Regions from separate parts of the Homo sapiens genome. Here region 1 is linked to region 2. Evidence: read pairs that join two places in POLR2A ChIA-PET (ENCODE). Cell type or tissue: Panc1. All regions are shown on one strand. Each heading gives the region's core, and the rest is flanking DNA. Links, peaks and the distances in the headings are about the cores only. Region 1 has its middle 3.2 kb from the start of ZNF468. Region 2 overlaps LOC105372452 (a long non-coding RNA gene).

What was found. ChIA-PET counts read pairs that join two places held together with the same protein. Peaks named below come from ENCODE experiments on the same cell type or tissue, not always from the same donor. Only the 100,000 strongest peaks of a DNase experiment are listed, where the experiment ranks them.
Region 1: POLR2A ChIA-PET joins it to region 2 with 6 read pairs; 2 of 35 experiments call an interaction of 5 or more read pairs at or near these places.

What each region holds. Positions count from the first base shown.
Region 1 is chr19:52,859,314-52,862,239 of GRCh38, reverse strand. It overlaps a transcript of ZNF320 not described here. Among named protein-coding and RNA genes, the nearest start is that of ZNF468, 3.2 kb to the right of the region's middle. In Panc1, for the core only: no CTCF peak of the experiment used is centred there; a DNase peak (open chromatin) is centred at 1,479.
Region 2 is chr19:52,745,366-52,748,291 of GRCh38, reverse strand. All of the region lies in intron 1 of LOC105372452 (a long non-coding RNA gene), which reads right to left. Among named protein-coding and RNA genes, the nearest start is that of ZNF611, 12 kb to the right of the region's middle. In Panc1, for the core only: no CTCF peak of the experiment used is centred there; no DNase peak of the experiment used is centred there.

The DNA.
Region 1 (2,926 bases), core at 215-2,714, 110 kb before region 2:
TTAGTGGGCAATCACCACTTACTCACCATCCATCAGGCAATCCATGGTGTAGGGAAAGTTTACTAATGCAATGATTGTCACAATGCCTTTGGTAATGCTAGAACTGTTGCAAATCATTGGAGAATCCGTAATGAAGAGAGATCTTACAAGTGTTAATAAATGTGGCAAAGTTTTCAGACATCGTTCATAACTTGCAGTTCATCAGCGAACTCATACTGGAGAGAAACCTTACAAATGTCATGATTGAGGCAAGGTCTTCAGTCAAGCTTCATCCTAGGCAAAACATAGGAGAATTCATACAGGAGAGAAACCTCACAGGTGTGATAATTATGGCAAAGTCTTTACTTCACGTTCACAAGTCATTAGGCATCAGAGAATCCCTACTGGACAGAAATCTTACAAATGTCATAAGTGTGACAAGGTTTCAGTCTGAGGTCACTCCTTGCAGAACATCAGAAAATTCATTTTTGAGATAATTGATGCACAGGCAATGAGTATAGCAAACCATCAAGCATTAATTGTCATTAGAGTCAATTCAGCATTGACTTGAGTTTGAGTTGATTTAACATTGAGTTCAAGCATTAATTGATGTTAAAGTGTTTATGTTAAGAGGATTGGGCCAGGCACGGTGGCTCATGCCTGTAATCCCAGCACTTTGGGAGGCCAAGGCAGTTAGATCCCTTGAGGTCAGGAGTTTGAGATCAGCCTGGCCAACAGACGTGTGCCACTTTTCCCAGCCAGTTTTTTGTTTCTTTAACACAATCTGATAGGGATTTTTATGGGTACCGTGTTGAATCTAAATCACATTAGGTTATATAATCATTTAGCAATATTAATTTTTCCAATCCATCAATATGGGTTCTATCTCTATTTATATATGTTTTTAATCATTTTGATCAGTGTTTGTGGATTTCAAGGTACAAACGTCTCACCTCTTTACATTTATTCCTTAGTATTTCTTACTTAAATTTCTCTAGCAAATGGAACGGTTTTCTTAATTTTCTTTTAAAATTGTTTATTGTTAATGTATGGAAATTCAACTAATTTTTGCTGCTGATATTGTATTCTGCAAATCCACTGAATGTGTTTATTAGTTCCAGTAGTATTTTGGTTGACTCTTTGGATTTTTTCCACAGAAGATCATGTCATCTACAAACAAATACAATTTTATTTCTTTCTTTCTGATTTGGATGAGTTTTCGTTTTTGTTTTGTTTGTTTGTTTGTTTGTTTGTTTTTGACGGAATCTCACTCTGTCGCCCAGACTAAAGTGCAGTGACATGGTGTCAGTGCATTACAAAAGAGTGGTGTCTCCATAATTGTGCTTAGAACGCTGTGGTGCATGAGTGGAAAAACTGTTAAACAGGATCCTAGGAGAGCTAGAATGACAAAGTTTTAGTCTACTAAAACTAGCAAGACGTAGTCCTTACTGCTCACGCATGAGTCATGATCTTAAGATGTTTACAGTTAAGGAAAGCAGCTTAATAGTACCTGCAAGAACAAACTCCTACAGAAAAACAATGTCCAGATGACTCAATATCCCATGACAATCTATGCTTCTAAAATAATTACAGTCATGCTTTCAAGTACTTGCACACTAAAATACCAAGAATAGCTTTTTTTTCTTTTTCTTTTTTTTTTTTTGATGCCGTTTCACTCTTGTCATCCAGGCTGGAGTGCAATGGCACAATCTTGGCTCACTGCAACCCCCGCCTCCCAAGTTCAAGCGATTCTACTTCCTCAGCATCCTGAGGAGCTAGGATTACAGACATGTGCCCCCAGGCCTGGCTAATTGTTGCATTTTCAGTAAAGACTGGCTTTCACCATGTTGTCCAGACTGGTCTGGAACTCCTTACCTCAGGTGATCCCCCTGGTACAGCCTTTCAAATTGCTAGTATTGCAGGAGTGAGCCACCGGGACCGCCTAAGGATAGCTTTAAATCAACAAAATAATAAGTTTTGTTAGACTGTCAGCAGACCGGCAGGTAGACATATCTTAGTTTTTACCTAGGCGCCTATGTAAGAAAAACAGGCCAGGTGCAGTGGCTCACGCCTGTAATCCCAGCACTTTGGGAGGCCGAGGCGGGAGCATCACAAGGTCAGGAGATCGAGACCATCCTGGCTAACACGGTGAAACCCCGTCTCTACTAAAAATTCCAAAAATTAGCCGGGCGTGGTGGCGGGCGCCTGTAGTCCCAGCTACTCTGGAGGCTGAGGCAGGAGAATGGCGTGAACCCGGGAGGCGGAGCTTGCAGTGAGCGGATATTGCGCCACTGCATTCCAGCCTGGGTGACAGAGCGATACACCGTCTCAAAAAAAAAAAAAAAAGAAAGAAAAACTTAAAGAGGAGGCATTTCCTTTGTTTATGAGGACACCCTACTTTGTAACTGGTAGCGTGTAGTGCAATAAAATTTAGTTTCCTAATATCAATTTAAAAAAAAACAGTTTACCTGTAAGTAGGAAGACTACCCAGCCCCAGAGATAAGACCTTTTGGCATCATTGTCCCTTCTTACGGAGTGATAAAGTAACCTTCCTTGAAGTGTATCAATCCATCACCAGTCAAGCTGCCGCAGCCTATGCACTGGTCTTGAATGGAAAATGTGTTGATTCTGCTAAAGCTTCTCTGTCTTTCCCTGTGTGTGAAACCTTAACATCTCTACATGGGAACACGGGCCCCCTTCATTTGGAGTTGATGTTTCCAGATGGCTATCCTCAAACTTTGTGTTCCAATAAACTCTATAATTAATCGTGTATTCTGAATTTTATTATTTACTGCTGACGTCAGTTTCCGTCAGATTGTAGGAGCCTCACTAGAGAGGGCACCTGTCGCCATGTCGTAAAACTCACACTTGTCAAAAAGACGTGGGTTAATGTATTTCCCCTCCTTCTGCATGAAGCTAGTTAGCTGACACAGATGGTCACCTCCAT
Region 2 (2,926 bases), core at 180-2,679:
GGGAATGCTTAATAGTCCAACTATTTGTCAGACTTTCGTAGGTCAAGCTCTTCAACCAGTTAGAGATAAGTTTTCAGACTGTTATATCATTCATTATGTTGATGATATTTTGTGTGCTGCAGAAACAAGAGACAAATTAACTGACTGTTACACATTTCTGCAAGCAGAGGTTGCCAACGCAAGACTGGCAATAGCATCTGATAAGATTCAAACCTCTACTCCTTTTCATTATTTAGAGATGCAGATAGAAAATAGAAAAATTAAGCCACAAAAAGTAGAAATAAGAAAAGACACATTAAAAACATTAAATGACTTTCAAAACTTGCTAGGAGATATTAATTACATTCAGCCAACTCTAGGCATTCCTACTTATGCCATGTCAAATTTGTTCTCTATCTTAAGAGGGGACCCAGACTTAAATAGTAAAAGAATATTAACCCCAGAGGCAACAAAAAAAATTAAGTTAGTAAAAGAAAAAAATCAGTCAGCACAAAGGTCCCTTAACCCCACTCCAACTTTTGATTTTTGCTACTGCACATTCTCCAACAGACATCATTGTTCAAAATACTGATCTTGTGGAGTGGTCATTCCTTCCTCACAGTACAATTAAGACTTTTACATTGTTCTTGGATCAAATAGCTACATTAATTGGTCAGGCAAGATTACAAATAATAAAATTGTGTGAAAATGACGCAGACAAAATAGTTGTTCCTTTAAACAAGGAACAGGTTAGACAAGCCTTTATCAATTCTGATGCATGGCAGATTGGTCTTACTAATTTTGTGGGAATTATTGATAATCATTACCCAAAAACAAAAATCTTCCAGTTTTTAAAATTGACTACTTGGATTTTACCTAAAATTACCAGACATAAACCTTTGGAAAATGCTCTGACAGTGTTTACTGATGCTTCCAGCAATAGAAAAGCAGCTTACACAGGGCCAAAACAGCGAGTCATCAAAACTCAATATCAATCGGCTCAAAGAGCAGAGTTGGTTGCAGTCATTACAGTGTTATAAGACTTTGATCAACCTATTAATATTGTATCAGATTCTGCATATGTAGCGCAGGCTACAAGGGATGTTGAGACAGCTCTAATTAAATATAGCATAGATGATCAGTTAAACGAGCTGTTCAGTTTATTACAACAAACTGAAAAAAAAATTTCCCATTTCATATTACTCATATTTTAGCACACACTAATTTACCAGGGCCTTTAGCTAAAGCAAATGAACAAGCTGACTTACTGGTACCATCTGCATTCATAAAAGCACAAGAACTTCATGCTTTGACTCATGTAAATGCAGCAGGATTAAAAAACAAATTTGATGTCACATGAAAACAGGCAAAAGATATTGTACAACATTGCACCCAGTGTCAAGTCCTACACCTGCCCACTCAAGAGGCAGGAGTTAATCCCAGAAGTCTATGTCCTAATGCATTATGGCAAATAGATGTCACACATGTACCTTCATTTAAAAGATTATGATGTGTCCGTGTAACAGTTGGTACTTATTCACATTTCATGTGGGCAACTTGCCAGACAGGAGAAAGTACTTCCCATGTGAAAAAACATTTATTATCTTGTTTTGCTGTCATGGGAGTTCCAGAAAAAAATCAAAACTGACAATGCACCTGGATACTATAGTAAAGCTTTCCAAAAATTCTGAAATCAGTAGAAAATTACACACAAAACAGGAATTCCCTATAATTCCCAAGGACAGGCCATAGTTAAAAAAACTAATAGAACACTCAAAACTCAGTTAAAGAGAAGGGGGAGACAGTAAGGAGTGTACCACTCCTCAGATGCAACTTAATCTAGCACTCTATACTTTAAATGTTTTAAACACTTATAGAAATCAGACTACTACCTCTGCAAAACAACATCTTACTGGTAAAAAGAACAGCCTACGTGAAGGAAAACTGATTTGATAAAAAGACAACAACAATAAGACATGAGAAATAGGGAAGGTGGTAACGTGGGGGAGAGGTTTTGCTTGTGTTTCACCAGGAGAAAATCAGCTTCCTGTTTAGATACCCACTAGACATTTAAAGTTCTACAATGAACCCATTAGAGATGCAAACAAACAAAAAAAAAAGCGCCTCCACAGAGACGGAAACACCGCAATCGAGCACCATTGACTCACAAGATAAACAAAATGGTGATGTCAAAAAAACAGATGAAGTTGCCATCCACCACGAAGGCGGAGCTGCCAACTTGGGCACAATTTAAAAGCTGACACAGTTAGCTTAAAAAAGCCTAGAGAACACAAAGGTGACACAAACTCCAGAGAACACGCTGCTTGCAGCTTTGATGATTGTATCAACGGTGGTAAGTCTCCCCACGCCTGCAGGAGCAGCTGCAGCTAATTATACCTACTGGGCCTATGTGCCTTTCCCGCCCTTAATTCGGGCAGTCTCATGGATGGATAATCCTATTGAAGTATACGTTAATAATAGTGTATGGGTACCTGGCCCCACAGATGATCGTTGCCCTGCCAAACCTGAGGAAGAAGGAATGATGATAAATATTTCCACTGGGTATCATTATCCTCCTATTTGCCTCGGGAGAGCACCAGGATGTTTAATGCCTGCAGTCAAAAATTGGTTGGTAGAAGTACCTACTGTCGGTACCACCAGTAGATTCACTAATCACGCGGTAAGTGGAATGTCACTCAGGCCACAGGTAAATTATTTACAAGACTTTTCTTATCAAAGATCATTAAAATTTAGGCCTAAAGGAAAGCCTTACCCCCAAAAAATCCCAAAGGATCAAAAGACACAAAAGTTTTAGTTTGGGAAGAATGTGTGGCCAATAGTGCGGTGATATTACAAAATGATAAATTCGGAACTATTATAGATTGGGCACCTCGAGGTCAATTCTACCACAATTGCACAGGACAAACTCAGTCATGTCCCAGTGCAG